Regions from separate parts of the Homo sapiens genome. Here region 2 is linked to region 1. The links are chromatin contacts, found by Hi-C in ENCODE. All regions are on one chromosome and are shown on one strand. Each heading gives the region's core, a stretch centred on a gene start or an enhancer-like site at or near the end of the contact. The rest is flanking DNA. Distances are from core to core; before and after follow the strand shown. Region 1 has its middle 9.3 kb from the start of LINC01686. Region 2 overlaps EDEM3 (ER degradation enhancing alpha-mannosidase like protein 3).

Region 1 (5,224 bases), core at 338-2,837:
AGATTTGGCTCTCTTGAGAAAACCTGAGGATTAAGCTAGAAACTCACCAAACACAGATGGAGAGGTGGTGAAGTCTACTGGCCAGGAACTAAGAGCAGAGTGCCAGACCACCTGGGTTTGAATCCTGGCTATGACACTGACTAACTGTGATTTTGGACAAGTTACATACCCTCCTCGCCCTCCTCACATGTTCCTACCTCATAGGGTTATTTCAAGGATTATGTGTTAATGTGTCAAGGGCCCAGAACAATTCTTGGTACATGTAAACATCATGTTCTCTCAGCAGACATGAGATGAACCTGCTGAGTGCAGGCACTGGATAAGCACTGGAGGGCACAAACAACCCTAAGCATGCCCCTGTCCTCCAGGAGATTAAGGAGGGGTGGGGAGTGGTGCAAAAGATACAACTGTAAATAGCATATTATCAGCAATATCGCCTAGGTGGCTAGATGTAGAATGAGGGGGACCAGTTTCCTAGAGAGGTGGCTGTTAAAATTTGCTCCATGAGAGGGTCTGGGAGACACCTTTTGGATTTTGGCCCCAGTACCCCTCTGTAGAAAGTTTCCCTTCCCTTCTTGTGTCCATGTGGTTGCAGCAGAAATGCTGTGCTCTGATAATGTGATCTTGCCTCCTTGACCAGATTGAGCACATTCAAATTAACCTGGGCCAATCCGTCTCTTACCTGGGAATTTTGGACCCCAGGATGAAGGATAGATTGGTTTCCCTCTCAGTGTCTTTTTTTTTTTTTTTTTTTTTTTTTTTTTTTTTTTTTGAGACAGAGTCTGGCTCTTGTCCCCCAGGCTGGAGTGCAATGGTGCGATCTCGGCTCACTGCAACCTCCACCTCCTGGGTTCAAGCGATTCTCCTGCCTCAGCCTCCCAAGTAGCTGGGACTACAGGCGTCCGCCACCATGCCCGGCTAATTTTTTTGTATTTTTAGTAGAGACGGGGTTTCATCATGTTGACCAGGCTGGTCTCGAACTCCTGACCTCGTGATCCGCCCGCCTCGGCCTCCCAAAGTGCTGGGATTACAGGCGTGAGCCACCACACCTGGCCATATCTTTGTGTTAAGACTGATGATGTAAATGTGGGAACTATTGACCATTTTTTGCCATGTGAACTGGTAAACAGAGAACAGTCAGCAAGAAAAGAGAAAGGTAGTACGCAGAGAGAAACTGAAAAGAGGAGGAAAGTCAGGGCTTCTGCATTCCTTAGGGTTCTGCTCACTGTTTCTGCTCACAGATTCCATGGGGTGTTCCAGTATTCTCACCAAAACTCCCTTTTATTCATGCTGGTTTGAGTTGAATTTCTGTTGCAAACCAAAATTTCTCTAATAATAGAAGGGGACTCCCCCACTTCTCCTTCCTGTATAGGCAGCAGAAAAAGAAATCTGACTATATTCCCTGGTCTGGCAAGATGTTCGATAAGTCTAAACCTGGAAAAAAACCCCAAAGAGTCCCTAGGGTTGCATCAAAATATAACCTGGCTCTGGGCCCAGGACAGAGCAGCTCTGGCTTCCTAGCGAAGGGTTAGGACTGTGGGAAGGAATGAAAGGAAGGACCGGAAAGGCTGAGGTCCTGGACTGGAGGGGGAGGTGAGAGCATCTGCAGCTGAGGCGCATTCAAGCTTGAAGTGCAGGGGATGTGGTGGGAGGTCAGGAGAGTGGTATGGGGAGAGGACCAGTAGCCATGGCAACAGGAGGGTCTTCCTTTGCCACTGAGGCAAAGGTGAACTCGGGGGGAGGTAGCCAAGCAAGGTATAGGGAGAGGCCAAGTAAGTGGTGGTCTTTGCCATCCATTGATTGTGTCCTTTCCTGCCCATTGTATGCTGGGCAGCAACATTTTAGGCATGGGAATGAAAGACTCGATTTTTCAGGGACGCGGCTATAGAGGTGAGTCATGGAACTATGGGGTATTCCCATTGTGCTCCCTTAGGTACAGGTGGCTGAGGAGTCCTCGGTCAGCAGGTGAAAGCATCATTCAAAGCTACAATTGAGGCAAATACCAGTGATTACAGCTGATTGAGGAACCTAAGAAGACTTCATGGAGGAAGTGGACCTTGAAGGATGGATAGGATTTAAACATTTAAAGGCCAAGCTTTACAGGATACTGTAGCTAGATATTATTCCTTTTTGTAGCTCTACCTCTCACAGCTCTAACACAGCAGATGCTCAAAAATGTTTGCTTAACTGAATTGGATTCCAGGTATAGGAAACAGTATAAGTAAAGTCAAGGGATGAGAAAGGGAGTGGGGTGTTATGTGTTGAGGCCTCAAGGAGAAATCCTGTTTGTTGGTTATAGCAGGCACAAAAGGAATCAGTCAACAGAAGATATGCTGAAAAAGAAAGCTGAGGCCAGAGCTGAAACTTGGAGATGGCTGATGAGTCCTCCAGCTCCCTGAGGACAGGGAGAGGCCAGGACATTTATCCTGGCCTGCCTAGTGATGGGCTCAGGGCCTATTGCAGGATAGGTGCACAAAAACTATTTAAATGAATGAAAGAATATAAAAAGTCACCCATTAGCAAAAAGTTCACCACTGTGTTCCTTCAAATCCAATGTCCTGTAGTCCATTTAATTTAGGACTCGGTGCACATAAATTAGTTTGCACAAAATTTTTAGAATGAAAACCATGGATGTAATAACTGCTTTAGAACATGAATCTGGGTCTGAATCCCACTTAACCTTTCAGGGCAACACTTCTTTTTGATTCCTATGTTTTCATGAGAAGGGGTTGCCCTAAAGTTATAATTGTGACTTCTCTCCCCAACTTTCCCCCTAAATCTAGTAAGCCCTACCCATAGAAGTAGCAACTCATTGCTTGGTGAGTTTAGAAAAAGGAACCAGACATACTCACTTCTCTTCAGGAGTGGCCTGTCCCCAGGAGACCCACAATTCCTACTCTATGGTAAGTTTAGTGGAGCCTGAGAGGAAGTCTGCAGTTTGAGAATTAAGTTCAATTCAGGAGAATCTGTTAGCACACCCATTTGGCAGCATGTGGCTCTTAGCCAAGCCCTCAAAACCAGCTTTTTCTGTAATAAAGCTGACGTTTTCATCATCAGGTATCTGACTCCTGTGTCAAAGGGTTCTGAACTCAGGAAGTGAGTGAAAAGCAGAGGTGTTAGTTACTGGCTCCCTCAAACCCCAGCTATTACTGGCTTGAGAATTTCCTTACCAGGAAAATGGATATGATGATAATATCCGTCATGTAGAGTTTAGTGAAGATTGAAAAAGATAATATGTTTGATGTTCGGTAAATGTTTGTTCTCTTTACTTCCCTGTTTGAAACCCTCTCTTTTAAGCATTTTCCCCATGAAGGCAGGGGGATATTGTACCCCTCTGCATATATCCCCTCTATATGTCTAGCATGTATTTGGATGTTCTGTAAATGTTAAAAAGGTGGAAATGATTATTGCAGGGAGGCCCAGCAAGTGAGTCATTTATGCCCATATTTTTTAAAATAGCTTTAGTGAGGGATAATCAACATACAGTTAACATGGTTGAAGTGGACAACTTGACAAGTTTTGACATAGGCAAACACCTAGTGAAATCATCACAATCAAAAGAGTGGGCGCATCCACTATCCCGAAAGTCTCTCATGCCTCTGTGTAATCCCTGCTCCCCTCCTCCCCACCCTCCTAGCCCCAGGCAACCACTGATCTGCTTTCTGTCACTATGGATTAGTTTGCATTTTTTAGAGTTGTATATAAATGGAATCATATAGTATATTCTCTCTCTTCTTTTTTGTCTGTCTGCCCATATTTTTGAAGAGCAATAAGCACTCATCATTGAATGCTGAAATACTGATCTTGGAGCCCAGAGTCCAGGACTGTTGTTCTGGTTAGACAGCAACATGTTGTTTGACCTTAGACAAGTCATATAACCTTTGTGTGCCTCAATTCCCCTTATCTGCACTATGGTAGGGAATAATTGTGTCTGCTCTACCCCCCAGATTTATTTAAGGTGGAAATACTGCATAAGGTATAATACTAAAAAATGGATAATAAACAAGCCATAAAATATTTCTGTATAAGTAGCTAGATGATATTTGGCAATATTAATGTATGTGTGTGTCTGTCTGTGTCTGTGTGTGTTTTCTACCTAAAATTTCCTATTTCCCTTCATTCAAGCAAATAGCTGACTCTGCACCTTATTTTGTCAGGCAAGTATTGTACAGAGTAGAAAAACAAAAGTAGCCTGCAGATCTTCCTGGCTTTGGATTTCCCAGACCTAAAGCCTTTAGAAGGGTTCAGGTTTACAGAAAAGGAAAAGGAGAAGGAATCTGTGGGTTTATACAGATGGTATCTTAGGGAAGTGGAGGGAAGGGTAAAGTGAACCCTTCTCAGCAGGCTCTGAAACAGTCCTGCTTCCATCAGCATCCCTCTTGCCCACCTTCCTGCTGATTCCTCTAGTACCTGAGCCTTTCAGGGACTCTTGAGGCGAAGAACTTGCCCCTTGTCAGTTAACCCCCACCCCACCCTTCCCTGCTCACCCTCTGGGATCAGGTTTGGCTTCCATCCTCTCTGGTGAGTCATTTGTCATTCCTCCCTCTGCTGTCTGTCTTCATGTGGGTTACAGATGTTATTCTAGTTTCACAAGCTAAAGTTTATTTTGCTGTTTCTTATTCTAATTGTTTGCCCATTGTTTTTAAGAAAGAAGGGTACAGAAAGGACTCAACTCTGCCTTCTTGAAATAGGAATCTAGTGATTTATTTGCCTAATATGTTTTAAAGTTAGGCTTTATTTTTTAGAGCAGTTTTAGGTTCACAGCAAAATTGAGGAGAAGGTACAGAGATTCCCATAGATTCCTAGCCTCTATACATGCACAGCCTCCCTCACTATCAGTATCCCCCAGCAGAGGGGTACATTTGTTACAACAGAGAAAGCTGCATTGGCACATCCTTATCACCCAGAGTCCATAGTTTACGTTAGAGTTCACTCTTGGTGCCCTGTGTTCTACAAGTTTGGACAATGTATAATGACATGCATCCACATCACAGTATCACACAGAGTCATCTCTCTGCCCTAAAAATCCTCTGTGCTCTGTCTATTCCACCCTCCAAAGCCTCTGGCAATCAGTGATCTTTTTACCATCTACAGTTTTATTTTCCAGAATGTCATTGCCTAACATTTCATATTGAGATGTAATTTACAGAAAGCAAAATGCTGGGATCTTAACAGTTTTAATTCAGGAAGTTCTGACAAATGCATTCATTCATGTAACCTACCT
Region 2 (5,795 bases), core at 1,698-4,197, 2.1 Mb after region 1:
AGCAATTGCAACCCAGAATAATCAAATAAGGGAGTTTCAAACCAGGTGTAAAAATACTTTGTCTCTTTGTTTCAAGATTAAGAATAAAAATACAACCACACCTTTTTCTTTGGGTTAACCACAAAGCAAACTACAGACAGTTTGCACAAATTCAGAGCAATGCATACGTGGCAAATTAACAGCCTTATCAAGCTTCAAACATCCTGGCTTTTTGAGGCACAGTAATACCTCCTCTCTCTTCACAGTTTATTGTTGAGGGATACGTAATTCATATTGATATGACTCAGAGCCATGAGAAACATTTAATAATTATCACTCAGAAATAAAACTCAGATGATGAGAGTCCTATATAAATTAAGTAGAACATGTGCCTAGCTGAAAGAGCAAAAATAAAATAAAATAAAATAAAATAAATCATAATAGACCCTCCATATCAGACTCTAAATTTACTAGGGCTTTGAGGTAACAGACTTCTGCTCTAAACCACTCAAGTCAAAGCAGCATCAAAAACTGACTCTTTGCTCCTAGATCTGGTAACTTCAGCAATTTTAAAAAAGAACAACAAAGCTGAAAGACTTAAACTGCCTGAGTTCAGGACCCACTATTAAACTACAATAATCAGGACAATGTGATATTTGTATAAGGGTAGATAGATCAACAAAACAAAATACAGAGTCTAGAAACACACCCATGTATACATGATAAACCAATTTTTTTACACATATTTCAAAATAATTCAGTAGGGAAAGGATATTATTTTCAACAAATGGTGCTGGAATAACTAGACAGCCACATTAAAAAAATATATAAATCCACCTTTACCTCACATCATATACAAAAATTAACTCAAAATCAGTTATAGATCTAATGAACAAGCTAAAATTATAGAACATCTAGGAAAAAAAAACAAGAAAAAATTTGTGACATTGGGCTAGGCAAATATTTTTTAGGTAGGCTATAAAAGGCATGAATCATAAGAGAAAAATAATAAACTGGATTGATCATAATTTAAAGTATTTGTGCTTCAAAAGTTCCTGTTAAGAAAATTAGAATGTAAAGCACAGACTGGGAGAAAATATATCCAAAGCATATATTTGATAAGGGACTAATATCCAGAACATATTAACTTTTATAACTCAGTAATAACAGAACAAATGACAAATATATATATATATATATATATATATATATATATATATATATATGAATAGCAAATAAGCATATGGGAAAATTTTCAATGTCATTAATCATCAGGAAAAATCAAATTAAAATCACAATGAACTACCACTATACACCCAACAGAATGGCTGAAATTAGTAAGACTGGAAATACCAAGTGGAAGGACACAGAATAATTAAAACTCATACACTGCTGGTGGGAAATGCAAAATATTATAGCCATTTTAGAAAAGATTGGCATTTCTTATTAAGTTAAACTTACACTTGCCATATGACCTAGTAATCCTATTCCTAGGTGGGAAATATATGAAAATGTATGCCCAAATAAAAACTTGCACTCACAGGTTGACAGCAGCTTTATTAATACAATAATAGCCAAAGACCAAAAATAAGTCAAATACTCATTAAATGGTGAATGGACAAAGAAATTATGTTCAATCAAATCAACTAATACTACTGAGTAATAAATAAGAATTACAATATATCTCCAATATTGTGTTCTAGCAAATCAACTAACACTACTGAGCAATAAATAGGAATTACAATATATCTCCAACAACATGGATAAATCTCAAAAGCATCATGCTAAATGAAAGAAAGTAAATCAAAAGACTATGTACTGTATGATGCCATATATATGAAATCCTAGGAAAGAGAAAGGTGTAGTGACAAAACACAAATCAAGGTTGCTAGGCGTCAGAGGTGGGGAGAAGGAATTTACTGCAAATAACTATGAGTTAAATTTTTGGGGTGATGAAAATGTTCTGTATCATGACTGTGATGGTGGTTAAACAACTGTATACAATTGTCAAAAAAGAATTGTGCACTCAATTTGAAATTTTATTGTCTGTAAATTATATCTAAAAAAGATGAATTAGCTGAACGATCTGGTTCTACTGAATTAAAATTCTATGTAGAGTATCAGAGTGTGATTACAAAATGTTTTGAGAGGATACTATAGAATTTCTTGTGTAATTTTGGTAGGGTTTTAGGATGTTCTGAAAGCAAAGGCCAAGGAACAATGACTCATAGATGATAGTCCCACAACAGTCTACACAAAAAAAGGTAAATATAAATTTATATCTCCCTTACTCCCATTAGTACCATGCCTAAAATACTTTGTTTACAGAATTACTGTTTCTGATGAATGAACCATTAAAGAGAAACACCGAGTACAGAGTTTCAGATTGGGAAGATGAAAAAATTTCTAGAGATGAATGCACAACAATATGAATGTACTTAATGCCACAAAACTGTAAACTTAAATGGTTAAAATGGTAAATTTCATATTATGTATATTTTACAACAATAAAAATTTTTTTTAAACATTGGGGGGTAGGGGAGAGGCACTCCAAAAAAATGTACATAAATCTAGAAATGCACAGGAAGTTCATTTTGAAAGAGTTCCTTTGGTTTGATTAATAAAGACTATTCTACTGTTGCTTTCACAAAATCAAGCTTAATAGTGGTTATTAGGTACGATTCTACTAAAGGAAATTGTGCTTACCAACTCTATCCAAGCTTATTTTTAATGTTTAGGGCTCTTACCAGAATATAGTTTTTGCTTGTAACAGTTTGAGTTGTCTAACACAGACAGGAAAAACACTGGGAGCTCCAAAAAGGTTCTACATTTGGATGGCCCAAATACATGTCATTTTGTCATCTAAATTAATCTGCAAACTAAACTGAACACAAATACTCAAAACATGCTAACAGAAGCCCTAAAGTGACTGTGGCCTGGGGTTAAATAAGGTCACACAAGAACTGCTAAGATAAACATCAAATTCATGTCATTTGGTAAACGAGAAAGCCATCTGTGCAATTCACTGTGGGTAAACTGCAGACTGACTGGGGCTAGACATTTGTCAAACATAGTCGTTATTAATAGTCATGCCAATAAGTGTTAAAAACCCAAAAATCCCTAGATTTAAGTCCAGAGATGGCAGAGTTGTAGTAATCTACCTAAAGCTGGCAGGACATTTCTATTAAGAAATAGCATTAATAGAACCTTCTATTACATTAATAGAAAGTAAGTTCAAAGGGCACATGCCAAGAACAGGAAAGAATGTATGCGCTTTAAGCAAGTTCTATGTACTATCTGGAGAACAAGTTCTGAGTTACAGGCTAAGTGGATTTTAGGAGGGCAATTTCAATTTAGGCAGGAAATAAATAATAATGATAGTAGTAGTCGTTATCAGTAGCAGCAGTAAATTCTTACATCATGCTTCCTATTTGCCAGATATTAGTTCTAAGCACTTTCATTATATTAACTTGCTTAATCCTTCTAACAACATTGTGAGGCTGGCAAACCATTGTCTTCATTTTGCAGAGATGAAGAAACAGGCTCAGGAAGACTAGGTAACTTTCCCATTGTAACCCAGATGAGAGGTGGCAGAGCCATCTCAGGGTGTCCTGCTCCAAGTCCAGAGTTCTTGCTCTTAATAATACTATATTGCTTGTCTTTGGAAAACACCACTGCTTTCCTGGGAAGCAAGAAGGTTAAAGGAATTGTTCTACTGTAGACCAGACTGGAGAGTAGTATTAGAAAGAACTAGTGAGAAATGAGGAAAAACTTTCAACATTTATTAAAAGCCTGCCATGTACCAGGCATTTTATATTTTAGGATAGTAGGCAACTGACTACAAAAAAGTAAATGACTTACAGGCCCTGAAATTCACCTTAAACTTGTATTTTTAATTAAGTTTATTATTTCTTTGCATTTAAACACAAAGATATATCACAATGATCAAATGCAAAAAAAAAAAAACATTATTTTACTTCATCTTCACAAGAATTCAATTCAGTTCTTTCAAAAAAATTTGCTAAGCATTTATGTACCAGGCACAAGACATATAAAAAAGGTGAATGTATTAAAAATTAAAGAAATTGGTTCCTGTTCTTTAAAAAAAAATCTATAGTCTACAATAACTCTTTGCAATTATTCTCATTTTACATAGAAAGACACTGCTCAGATGGGTTAAATAACCTGTTTAGGGTCCAACCTGTAAATAGCTGAGACAGGATTTGAACTCAAGCCCTTCTAACTCCAAAACCTATACACTTTTACCCTACAGAAAGCTAAAAGTGTTTCTGAGTGTAGGGACCGGAAAAAAATTTCCAACTGACTTCAAATAACAAATACAAGGCAACTGTATTCTCGTTAATATTTTAGAACTGTGTCATGTTAGTTGAGAACTTGAAAAGAGGAAGTGTAAATTCTAGACTAAATCTTGGGTTACAGACCTCACACAGATTGAATATAGAAGAAGTACACAGCAAGAGTCACTCACATTGTAAAATAGTTGAACATTTTAAAATACATATTACAGTGGACACGTATGGTCCCACTGGAAATATATAAGACAATGTTACTTTCAAGAGTTCCCAGTCTTTGAAGCTGAAATCCTTCTCTCTTAAATCTTATTAAGTAGTTAATTGTAGCAGAAAGTTACTCAGTTAGGTCCCAATAGGCACAGGCCAGAAAGTCCTCTGAAAGCTGCCCTCAGTACCTGCACTGTCACAAACCTACTAAGTGTATTCTATAGTTAGAAAAAATGTATTGATATAACTTTCTGCCATTGATATAACTGTTCTACCTAAAAAGAACAAGATATTAAAGATACCATGCTTTATAAAGAGATGATCCTATTCATTGTGAGAAACTGAACTTATCCAGCTATATGCTATTTTATTTAACTTTGGAACTGCATTCATCAGTACGCATTTATGAGATGGCTAAGGTCTGAGGGTATAGGATGGAACCACTTGGCCATCTCAAAATCATTAGCCTAGATTTGTTAAATTATGCTTTGCCCAAACTGAATTAACCAGGGATAAATGATTTTGAAAGAAATAAGGGTTGACATGTGGGTGACAAAAAAAAATTAATTAAAAAACAGAACGGGTGTAATGGCTCACACCTGTAATCCCAACACTTTGGGAGGCAGAGGTGGGCAGATCACTTGAAGTCAGAAGTTCGAGACCAGCCTGGCCAACATGGTGAAACCCCATCTCTACCAAAAATACAAAAATTAGCCAGGCATGGTGGCACACACCTGTAATCCCAGCTACTCAGGAGGCTGAGGCAGGAGAATCACTTGAACCTGGGAGGTGGTGGCTGCAGTGAGCTGAGATAGTGCCGCTATACTCCACAGCCTGGGCGACAGAGCACAACTCCGTCTCAAAAAAAAAAACAAAAAACAAAAAACAAAAAAAACATTAAGGGAATGACTGAGGTCTTGAGAAATAAATTTGAAACTGTGTTTTTAATGTTGAAATGTATCCAAAAAAAATCATATCCTAAAAACATTAAGAACTCAAAATGTGCTCTCTCCAAATTTACAATATAAAAGAGAACGAGGACTGTCAAATATAAAACATGTTTTAAAACTAAAAATGCATAAATTACATATATTTAGATGTTCATAGATAACAATGATGTTAGTGTATGAAGATATTTGGTTAATATATGATAAAAAATGGATTCACAGAATCAGTTGAAAAATATTTTAAGCAGAACTAAAGCTAGTCCTCTGCCAAACTTTCCCAACTACATTTTATACGTTGTAATCATAGAAGAAAATCTGCTGACATATTTTAAAATGTAAAAACAAGGTT

The links. A loop is a pair of places that touch in the nucleus more often than their neighbours do. Pooled maps may share reads with other maps.
Region 2: a loop to region 1 is called in a map with no recorded cell type, with 6 times the contacts of the local background. The contact joins two enhancer-like sites. A Hi-C loop is called at or near these places in 2 of 168 maps with a recorded cell type or tissue (B cell and CD4-positive, alpha-beta T cell), 1 of 37 single-sample maps with no recorded cell type and 9 of 50 pooled maps.

What each region holds. Positions count from the first base shown.
Region 1 is chr1:182,621,781-182,627,004 of GRCh38, forward strand. No RefSeq gene overlaps it. Among named protein-coding and RNA genes, the nearest start is that of LINC01686, 9.3 kb to the left of the region's middle. RefSeq lists an enhancer at 1,038-1,097. Within about 2 kb of position 1,588, at least 4 of the 41 ENCODE cell types and tissues checked have a DNase peak (open chromatin) inside an H3K27ac peak, as active enhancers do.
Region 2 is chr1:184,743,089-184,748,883 of GRCh38, forward strand. The region is part of intron 2 of EDEM3 (ER degradation enhancing alpha-mannosidase like protein 3); the gene reads right to left. Among named protein-coding and RNA genes, the nearest start is that of EDEM3, 8.9 kb to the right of the region's middle. Within about 2 kb of position 2,948, at least 5 of the 41 ENCODE cell types and tissues checked have a DNase peak (open chromatin) inside an H3K27ac peak, as active enhancers do.